Regions from separate parts of the Homo sapiens genome. Here region 1 is linked to region 2. Evidence: chromatin loops called from intact Hi-C (ENCODE). Cell type or tissue: B cell. All regions are shown on one strand. Links, peaks and the distances in the headings refer to the core of each region. The heading gives the core; the rest is flanking DNA.

The links. Peaks named below come from ENCODE experiments on the same cell type or tissue, not always from the same donor. Only the 100,000 strongest peaks of a DNase experiment are listed, where the experiment ranks them.
Region 1: it touches region 2 in a loop (14-fold over the local background); 59 of 110 quality-filtered maps call a loop at or near these places.

The regions. Positions count from the first base shown.
Region 1 is chr4:71,008,109-71,012,510 of GRCh38, reverse strand. All of the region lies in intron 2 of DCK (deoxycytidine kinase), which reads right to left. Among named protein-coding and RNA genes, the nearest start is that of DCK, 17 kb to the right of the region's middle. In B cell, for the core only: CTCF peaks have their summits at 2,110 and 2,310 (motif pointing right); a DNase peak (open chromatin) is centred at 2,330; H3K27ac peaks cover 2,866 bases.
Region 2 is chr4:70,649,930-70,654,331 of GRCh38, reverse strand. No RefSeq gene overlaps it. Among named protein-coding and RNA genes, the nearest start is that of JCHAIN, 14 kb to the left of the region's middle. In B cell, for the core only: CTCF peaks have their summits at 1,821 and 2,027 (motif pointing left); a DNase peak (open chromatin) is centred at 2,031; H3K27ac peaks cover 435 bases.

The DNA.
Region 1 (4,402 bases), core at 99-4,098, 360 kb before region 2:
TGCCTCTCAGTTAGGCTATTCGGGGGTCAGGGACCCACTTGCAGAGGCAGTCTGTCCGTTCTCAGATCTCAAACTCCGTGCTGAGAGAACCACTACTCTCTTCAAAGCTGTCAGACAGGGACATTTAAGTCCGTAGAGGTTTCTACTGCCTTTTGTTCAGCTATGCCCTGCCCCCAGAGGTGGAGTCTACAGAGGCAGGCAGGCCTCCTTGAGCAGCGGTGGGCTCCACCCAGTTCCAGCTTCCAGCCCACTTTGTTTACCTACCCAAGCCTCAGCAATGGTGGGCGCCCCTCCCCCAGCCTCACTGCCGCCTTGCAGTTGGATCTCAGACTCTTGACATATAAATATTGTGGGGGGTGGGGAAGAAACAAAATACAAAACTGTATACTGTTCTTTCAAGTAAGATCTATGGTTATCTCTGGATAATAAGGTTATAGGTAAGTTTTAGTCCCCTCTTTTGATAATTTCTAATATTTCCTTAACTTCAAACAGTAAACAGGTATTACTTTATAATATTTTTTAAATTACATATCACCTCCACCAAAATTTAATATATTACATTATTAATTCAACTATGTAAAAGATACATACAGAGTGGTAGGATTATGAATAACATTTATTCTGTTCTCTATAATATATGTCCATTTTCACTTTATGAAAGAATACTTCATTGTTATAGGAAGTACAGATTATTGTCAAGGTAAGTGAAAAATAGAAATATCAAGGTCAGCTATAAAATCATTTATCTTTTAATTCTAGGTCTAATCTTTGTAAACATTGCAAAAGAGTTGAATTAAGTTCAACTGTAAAAGATCAGAGTCTACCAAACAAGATAATTATAAAATAGCCAACAGGCCAGGCATGGTGACTCATATGCCTAATTCTAGCACTTTGGGAGGCCGAGGCAGGCGGATTGCTTGATCCCAGGAGTTTGAGACAAATCCAGACAACATTGGCAAAATCCTATCGCTATAAAAAATACAAAAATTAGCCGGGCATGTTGGTGTGGGCCTGTAGTCCCAGCTACTGAGGAGGCTGAGGTGGGAGGATCACTTGAGCCCAGGAGGCGGAGGCTGCAGTGGGCTGAGGTTCACCATTGCACTCCAGCCTGGGCAATAAAGCAAGACTCAAAAAAATACAAGCCAACAAAAGTTATCACATCTATTCAAAAGGTACAAGTGGAAGTGCTTTATCAAGCATTCTTAACTAATTTTCAAGAATGACTTACTAAGGGACAGAGCAAGACTCCGTCTTAAAAAAAAAAAAAAAAAAAAAAAAGAGACCTCACACCTGTAATCCCAGCCCTTTGGGAGGCTGAGATGGGTGGATCACTTGAGGTCAGGAGTTCAAGACCAGCCTGGCCAACATGGTGAAACCCCATCTCTACTAAAATTACAAAAATTAGCCAGGCGTGGTGGCACATGCCTGTAATCCCAGCTCCAGCTACTTGGAAGGCTAAGGCAGGAAAATCGCTTGAACCTGGGAGGCAGAGGTTGCAGTGAGCCAACATCACACCACTGCACTTCAGCCTGAGCGACAGAACGAGACTCCGTCTCAAAAAAAAAAAAAAAGAATGACTTATTAAAAGTAAAAAATATGCTGTTCTGTCATAAATAAGTATGGTTTACACCTTCTTTATCACAATTACTAGTTTTTCAGTGGCTTATTAGTGGTAAGAAGTATTGGATAAAAGTAAAATAGTACGGGTAATGCGTATGTTAATTAGCTTGGTTTAACCATTCCACAATGTAGACATATTTTAAAACATCATGTTGCATACCATAAATATAATTTTTATATTATATATAATTTATATTATGTATATAATTTTTATATTATATATAACTTATGTATATAATTTACATTACATATGATTTATATATAAATATAATATAAAATTAAATATAATTTTTATCTGTAAATTAAAAATAAAAATATCTTAATTTTTTTAATTAAAAGTAAAATAGTACTTCACAATAATAGTGATCCTCCAAAAGAATTCAGCTCAATGAAAAAACAAGACAGAGACAGCTTCCTAACAGACTGCATATCTCAAAAATAAGCTAAAAGGAAACAATTAAATCAAAACTTTGGGCCTAAATAATAACATAAATCACCACATAAAGTACATTATTATTATTTTTAAAAACGTTCCATACCAAGATTGCTAATAATCTGAGTGGTATGTTTTAAAGATCATTCTCACCAAGAGAGATTTGGAGAAGGGAGAGAACATAATCTTTGGTGCTTTGCCTCTTACTATTTTGCCAAAATTAGGAGTACCTTATCAATAGTATAGCAACATTTCGGCCACTAGGTGGCAGGTTAAAAAAAAAAAAAAAAAGCTAAAACAGCAAAAGCTAAGCATATGGGTGCACAGTAAGTTGCTAAACGAAGAGATCAGAGGTACCAAAGGCCCAATTCTTCCAAATCTACAAATGCCAAGAAGTGTGATGAAACAAGAACATCAAAGTAGGACTGACCTTGCCAAGGTTAGGTCTGAAAACAGTCACTTCTCATCACTAACAGCATTCTAAGAAAAATTGACATTTGAATAGTGGGTGATTCATACTATAACCTCAAGGAATAGATCAAGGATGAGTCTGGGGAAGAAGGACTACTGGATGAAGAAATAAAATCTCACTTCTTGAGTTTAGTGGAAGAAAATATCCAAAGATACAGGGAAGCCACCCACCCAACCATCCTCATATTCCACAACTATATCTCAAAAATACTACCCCCTCTGTACAGAAGTACAGAGAATTAACAACGGAGCAGTCCCCAATACACACAAAAAAGCTGAAGCTACCTTCCAAGAATGTGCACCAAACTCTAACAAAGGTAATCAAATTGTAACATCATGAAGACATGACCAGATTACAATAAACGGCCTGATAAAAGAATATGTTAATAATAATAGGATCACCTGCATGCTAGTTATAAAGAATGGCCAGTTTGGCATTCTGAATCAAGTATATGGAAAGAAAATGTCCCATCCCATAAACATGGATATCAGATTCAGAAAGCCATTAAGTCTTAAAATGAAGACAAATGTATTAATGCATCACAGTCTGATGACACAGTCTGATTAACATGATTTAACTAATCCCTCTGGGCTCTGATTCCAAGCTCAACAGACAACCTTATTATAAATTGTCTTGTCTTATATACGAAAGCAATGTTTTTCAACTTCTCTGCAACCTAACTAAAGAGTTCAGTATACTCCCAACAGTTAACAGTGATTCACTAGGGTGATGACTTTTAACTATGAGGCATCCCACATATTTGAACCTCCAAGGGATTGTTATTTTAAAAAGCACCCGAATCCTTGAGATTCTTTCTTGTGTGTACAAATTATGGAATACATGAGAAATTTTGTACATGTATATAATATGCAGTAATCGAATCATTCAGGGTGTCCATCACCTGAGTACAATGTATTTTTCCATTCTACCTTGCTATAAAACACTGAATTATTTCTTCAAGCTTCCTGTATATCTGTACACTTTAACTCACTCCTCTTCATCTTCCCCTCCTCCTACCCTTCCCAGTTATTGTTATCTATTTTTCCACACTCTATCTCCATGTGTTCAAACTGTTTAGCTCTCAGACATTCTTATGACTTCCTTCCACTGGTTGAGAATTACGAACCAAATAAAGAATAAACTGATCTAAATTCAATTACCTTAATGATTACATTTCTTTCTGCAAATTAAAATTTTTGGCATTTTGGTTTTATATGTCAGTTTCTGTGCCCTTGGTTAATGTGAGGCATGCTGAGAGTCAAATGACAAATATGTCAACGGACCTTAAATGGAGGTCACCTAGTCCAATACCCTGTTTAAGAATACCCTCTATTTTCCAACATTGGTTTAATCTGGTTAGTTTCTGTCTACTACCTGAGGATAACTGCACTGACAGCTGACCCCAGAAATAAAAGGAAAAAGAGTTGCTTTTAGAACTCCAGTCTCTCCTTCAAAAGCTAAGCAAACTTGAGTAGGTACTTCAGCGAAAAGCTACATTAAAAATGCAGTGAGAGAAGACAGATGGCTCAGAGGAAAATGGGCAAAAGGACCCAAGTGGGCACTTTGCAAAAATCAAAATGACTAATAAACATATGAAAAGGAACACAGCCTCATTAGCCAGCGGGGAAATACAAATTAAACAAAAAAATAGTAAACACTCAGCAGAATGACAAAAATGAGAAAGCCAGACACTACTAAATGCTGGCAAAGACATAGATTAATGAGAGCTTGATTACACTGGGGGGAGAGAAAATTGGAAAGCCAGTTTGGAAAACAGGCATCATAAGCATTCCCAGTAATTTTACTTCTTATTCCTACAGAAACTTTTGCATGTATGCGGGTGAATTTATGTTCACAGCAATGCTGTTTACATAAGC
Region 2 (4,402 bases), core at 336-4,335:
CCTTCTTTCAGAAGTTCAGTTAAACTCTGATACTACCATACTAGTAACAATTTAGTACTTACTATGTGCTAGGTACCAATGTAAGTGCTTTATATATATTAACTCATTCAATATAAATCTGGAGTAGCTGGTGACTCTTAAATGAGAGTTATTGAGGATAGATTAAAGCCTTTCTTTAAGTTGTATTCAAACATTTGCTGGTATTAGTGGAACATTTAGAGGGGCACACTAAGGAATCAATGTAAGATGTGGTGGCCATGAAAGGAGCCTCTCAGTTCTCTGCAAAGAATGTAATTGACCTATAGTTCTGAGATCCACTGTGTTTGTGCAAGGGACACTAAGACAGGTCAGTTCCCGGGAGACACAGGACTCTTCTGATGGGGCACTGACTTGGGGACTCCTTTTTATCTTTGCTGAAAATTTCTTAGCACTGCACCTCCAGACATTATCTGTCCAATCATCCTTCCTATCCTCTTTGCTCCACATGGGTAAGACCTGCATCAGGATCCGAAGACTCAGCCTTCTTCGGCTCCCTTCCCATTATCCCTCACAGATGTTTTCCTAATAAATCTCTTGCACCCACTAATCTCATCTTGCAATTCTGCAGGGTCCAAATTAACACAATACTGATTATGATCTATCTGATTTAGTGATGATAACGATGATAGCATTCTTCAAGTACCAAATGATTTATCTATGTCATCTCATTTTATCCTTACAATAACTTTTTGGGTATTTCATATTATAAATGAGAAAACCAACTAAGTGGATAATTAGCCATTTGAGTGGTTCACTTATCTAGTAAATGGCAATGAAAAGTCTGAATCACTCTGCTATAGTCTTAACAAACATCAATTGAGGCTCTTAGAGAATCACTATGTCCACTGTAACATTTTCTTAAACCTCATGTGATATTTTGAGGTTAATGTGACCAATTCATTGACCTGTCATAAGTCTATTATAAGTTTTGCACCTTTTGCCCCCCCTTTTTAATTTGAATTAAATGGATGACATTTTAAAAAGACAGGCATAAATAGGTACAATTGGTGAGAAATGTTTTTCTTCTGCATAGTTCTTGACAAGTTAGCCATTTGCTCAGGTAAGCACACTCAGCAGCAGCCAGATGAAAATTATATTAATCAGCAATAAGAATAAAGCCCTTTAATGGGATTTCCAGGTCTTGGCTTTGGGGTAGCAGTATAGTCTAGTGGATAAATCCATGGTCTATATTGAAATACATACTGTAACATTGGCCAAGTTAATTCAAAGATTGCTTCCTCATTTGAAAAATGGGAGCAAAAATAACTACATTGATTTTTATAAAAATAAGGATGCATGCTGTGTCTGCATATCACTTATTACCACTGTGGTAGCAATTAGCAACAATCCATAATTTACAGTTGTTATTATGTGTTAATTTTCTTTGGCTCTTCTCCCTGCCTAAACAACAAATAAGAAAAGAATGTAAATATATGTGAATATATATTGGGTCAGTGATTTTCTGGGTTTTTTTTTTTTTTTTTTTTTTCAGACGGAGTTTTGCTCTCGTTTCCCAGGCTGAAGTGCAATGGTGCAATCTTGGCTTGCCGCAACCTCTGCCTCCTGGGTTCAAACGATTCCCCTGCCTCAGCCTCCCAAGTAGCTGGGATTTCAGGCATGCGCCACAACGCCTGGCTAATTTTTTGTATTTTTAGTAGAAGACTGGGTTTCTCCATGTTGGTCAGGCTGGTCTCAAACTCCCGACCTCAAGTGATCTGCCTGCCTTGGCCTCCCAAAGTGCTGGGATTACAGGCATGAGCCACTGCGCCCGGCAGGATCAGTGATTTTTCAAACTTTAGAGTGTATGAGAATTACCTGGAGGACTCATTAAAGTAGATTGCTGAGCTCCACCTCAGAGATACTGATCAAGTAGCTCAGAGATGCAGCTGGAGACATTGCAGGTCCCACAAATTCCCCAGGTGCTACTGAGGCTGGAAATTACAGGAGAGCCACTACTTTATAATTATAAACCTCCACTTCCATCTAGTGGTTGAGTTACAAAATACAATGAATGTACGTTTTTAACACGCGTTGTTTCATTTAATTCTCCTAACATTGCATAAAACAAGTACTGTTTTCACTTTACAAATGGTAAAACTGAGCTGTGAGGGTGATGAAGTAACCTGCCTAATGTTTTTCAGGTATTTGGAGAACTGATGATTAGCTCCAAGGCTGTCAGACTCCAAAGCCAAAGCTCTCAGTCAGTATGTTATTCTGTCTAAACATCCTTCAAACCATCTTCCTCGGTAATTCCACTTCTGAGGAAATAACCAGAAATACAGACAAAGAGAGATAGAGATATCTATTACAATGTGATTTATAATAGTGAAAATTCATAGGAAACTTTAAGTCCATCATCAAGGGAATGGTAATATAGGTATACTTCAAAATATTTTACATACAACTGAAGTGAAACATCATGTGTTTTAAAATTTATGGAAATTGATATACAAAGTGAAGAGGAAAATGTAGGATTTTGCATAAAGGAGTGACTTTAAGAAAATTCCAGGCTGGATGTGGTGGCTCTCGCCTGTAATCCCAGCACTTTGGGAGGCCGAGGCGGGCGGATCACAAGGTCAGGAGATAGAGATCATCCCGGCTAACACGGTGAAATCCCATCTCTACTAAAAATACAAAAAAATAGCCGGGCGTGATGGCCGGCGCCTGTAGTCCCAGCTACTCGGGAGGCTGAGGCAGGAGAATGGCCAGAACCCCGGAGGCGGAGCTTGCAGTGAGCCGAGATTGTGCCACTGCACTCCAGCCTGGGCGACAGAGAGAGACTCCCTCTCAAAAAAGAAAAAAAAAAAGAAAATTCCCTACACATACATGGGAAAAGACTTGAGGGAAATAGGCCAAAATGTTATTTTTTTGTTTCCTTTTACTTTTTAGTATAGAATGTTCCAAATATTCTACAAAGACTGTATATTTTATAATTAGAAAAGTGTTAATCATTATTAAACTTTTAATATTAGTTAATACATTAATATTAATTTTGGTGAAATTCTAAATATTTATTCATTTGCATAAGATAAAGAGAGTGGTGTTTACTTAGAATCTACTCTGTACTCAGCACAGTGCTATGAGGGCCACATAAGAAGAAGAACTGGGTCTCACTTTTTCAGTTTTCCTATTTCTTCTATAGGCAAAACTAACACAGGAAAAAATTAGCACACAGTATAAGACACAGTTGTGATTAAATATTAAAGATCGGCTGGGCATGGTGGCTTACAACTGTAATCCCAGCACATGGGGAGGTTGAGGTGGGTGGATCACTTGAGGCCAGGAGTTCAAGAACAGCCTGGCCAACATGACGAAACCCCTGCTCTACTAAAAATACAAAAATTAGCTGGGTGTAGTGGCCCACGTCTGTAATCCCAGCTACTCAGGAGGCTGAGGCATGAGAATTGCTTGAACTAGGGAGGCAGAAGTTGCAGTGAGCTAAGATCGCATCACTGCACTCCAGCCTGGGCAACAAAGCAAGACTGTCTCAAATAAATAAATAAATAAATAAATAAATATTAAAGATCATGTACTGTGAGCCTTCAGGGAAGCTGGGTTGTTAGGACTGGGGTAATCTTGGAGGAGATGTTAACTGAATGGGGCCTTTCCTGATGGAGAATAGAACCTTCTAGAACTACACGAGCCAAGCAGTGAAAGAGGAAGAAGCATAACACAAATGTCAGAATAGAGACAGGATCAGCCTGCTCCTGTTTCTCTTTCTGTCTTGAATCTTTCACTTATATGCTTAATTTATACACATCCCCTCAAATTGGTGATAGTTTTTTCATTGGTCAAGACCTTTCTGTTCCTTCCCTGGTGAGTGTGAAGTTGCCACTTATTTAGAGGGAGCAGCCTACCACTTTGCCACCCTTACCACTTTGCCACTTTGTCCACCGATTGGTTGAATCACTACCACCTGGGAGCATGTTAATACCACAGAATGGTGGGCTCTGCTCCAGAGCCTCTGAATCAACATCTGCATTTTAACACAGTTCACAATCATATACACATTAAAACTGGAATAATGCTAGCATGGCATGCAACACTGTCAGAAAACAGCCTGAATCCAGAGGCAGCTGCCAATGTGGTTTAACAGATGAGGAATGGGACTGACAAGGTCTTCTCTGAACAAAATTTTGTTTTCTTTTTCTTTTTCTTTCTTTCTTTTTTTTTTTTTTTTGAAATGGAGTCTCACTCTGTCGCCCAGGCTGGAGTGCAATGGCGTGATCTTGGCTCACTGCAATCTCTGCCTCCCGGGTTCAAGTGATTCTCCTGCCTCAGCCTCCCAAGTAGCTGGGATTACAGGGGCCGGCCACCATACCTGGCTAATTTTTTAGTATTTTTAGTAGAGACGGGGTTTCAC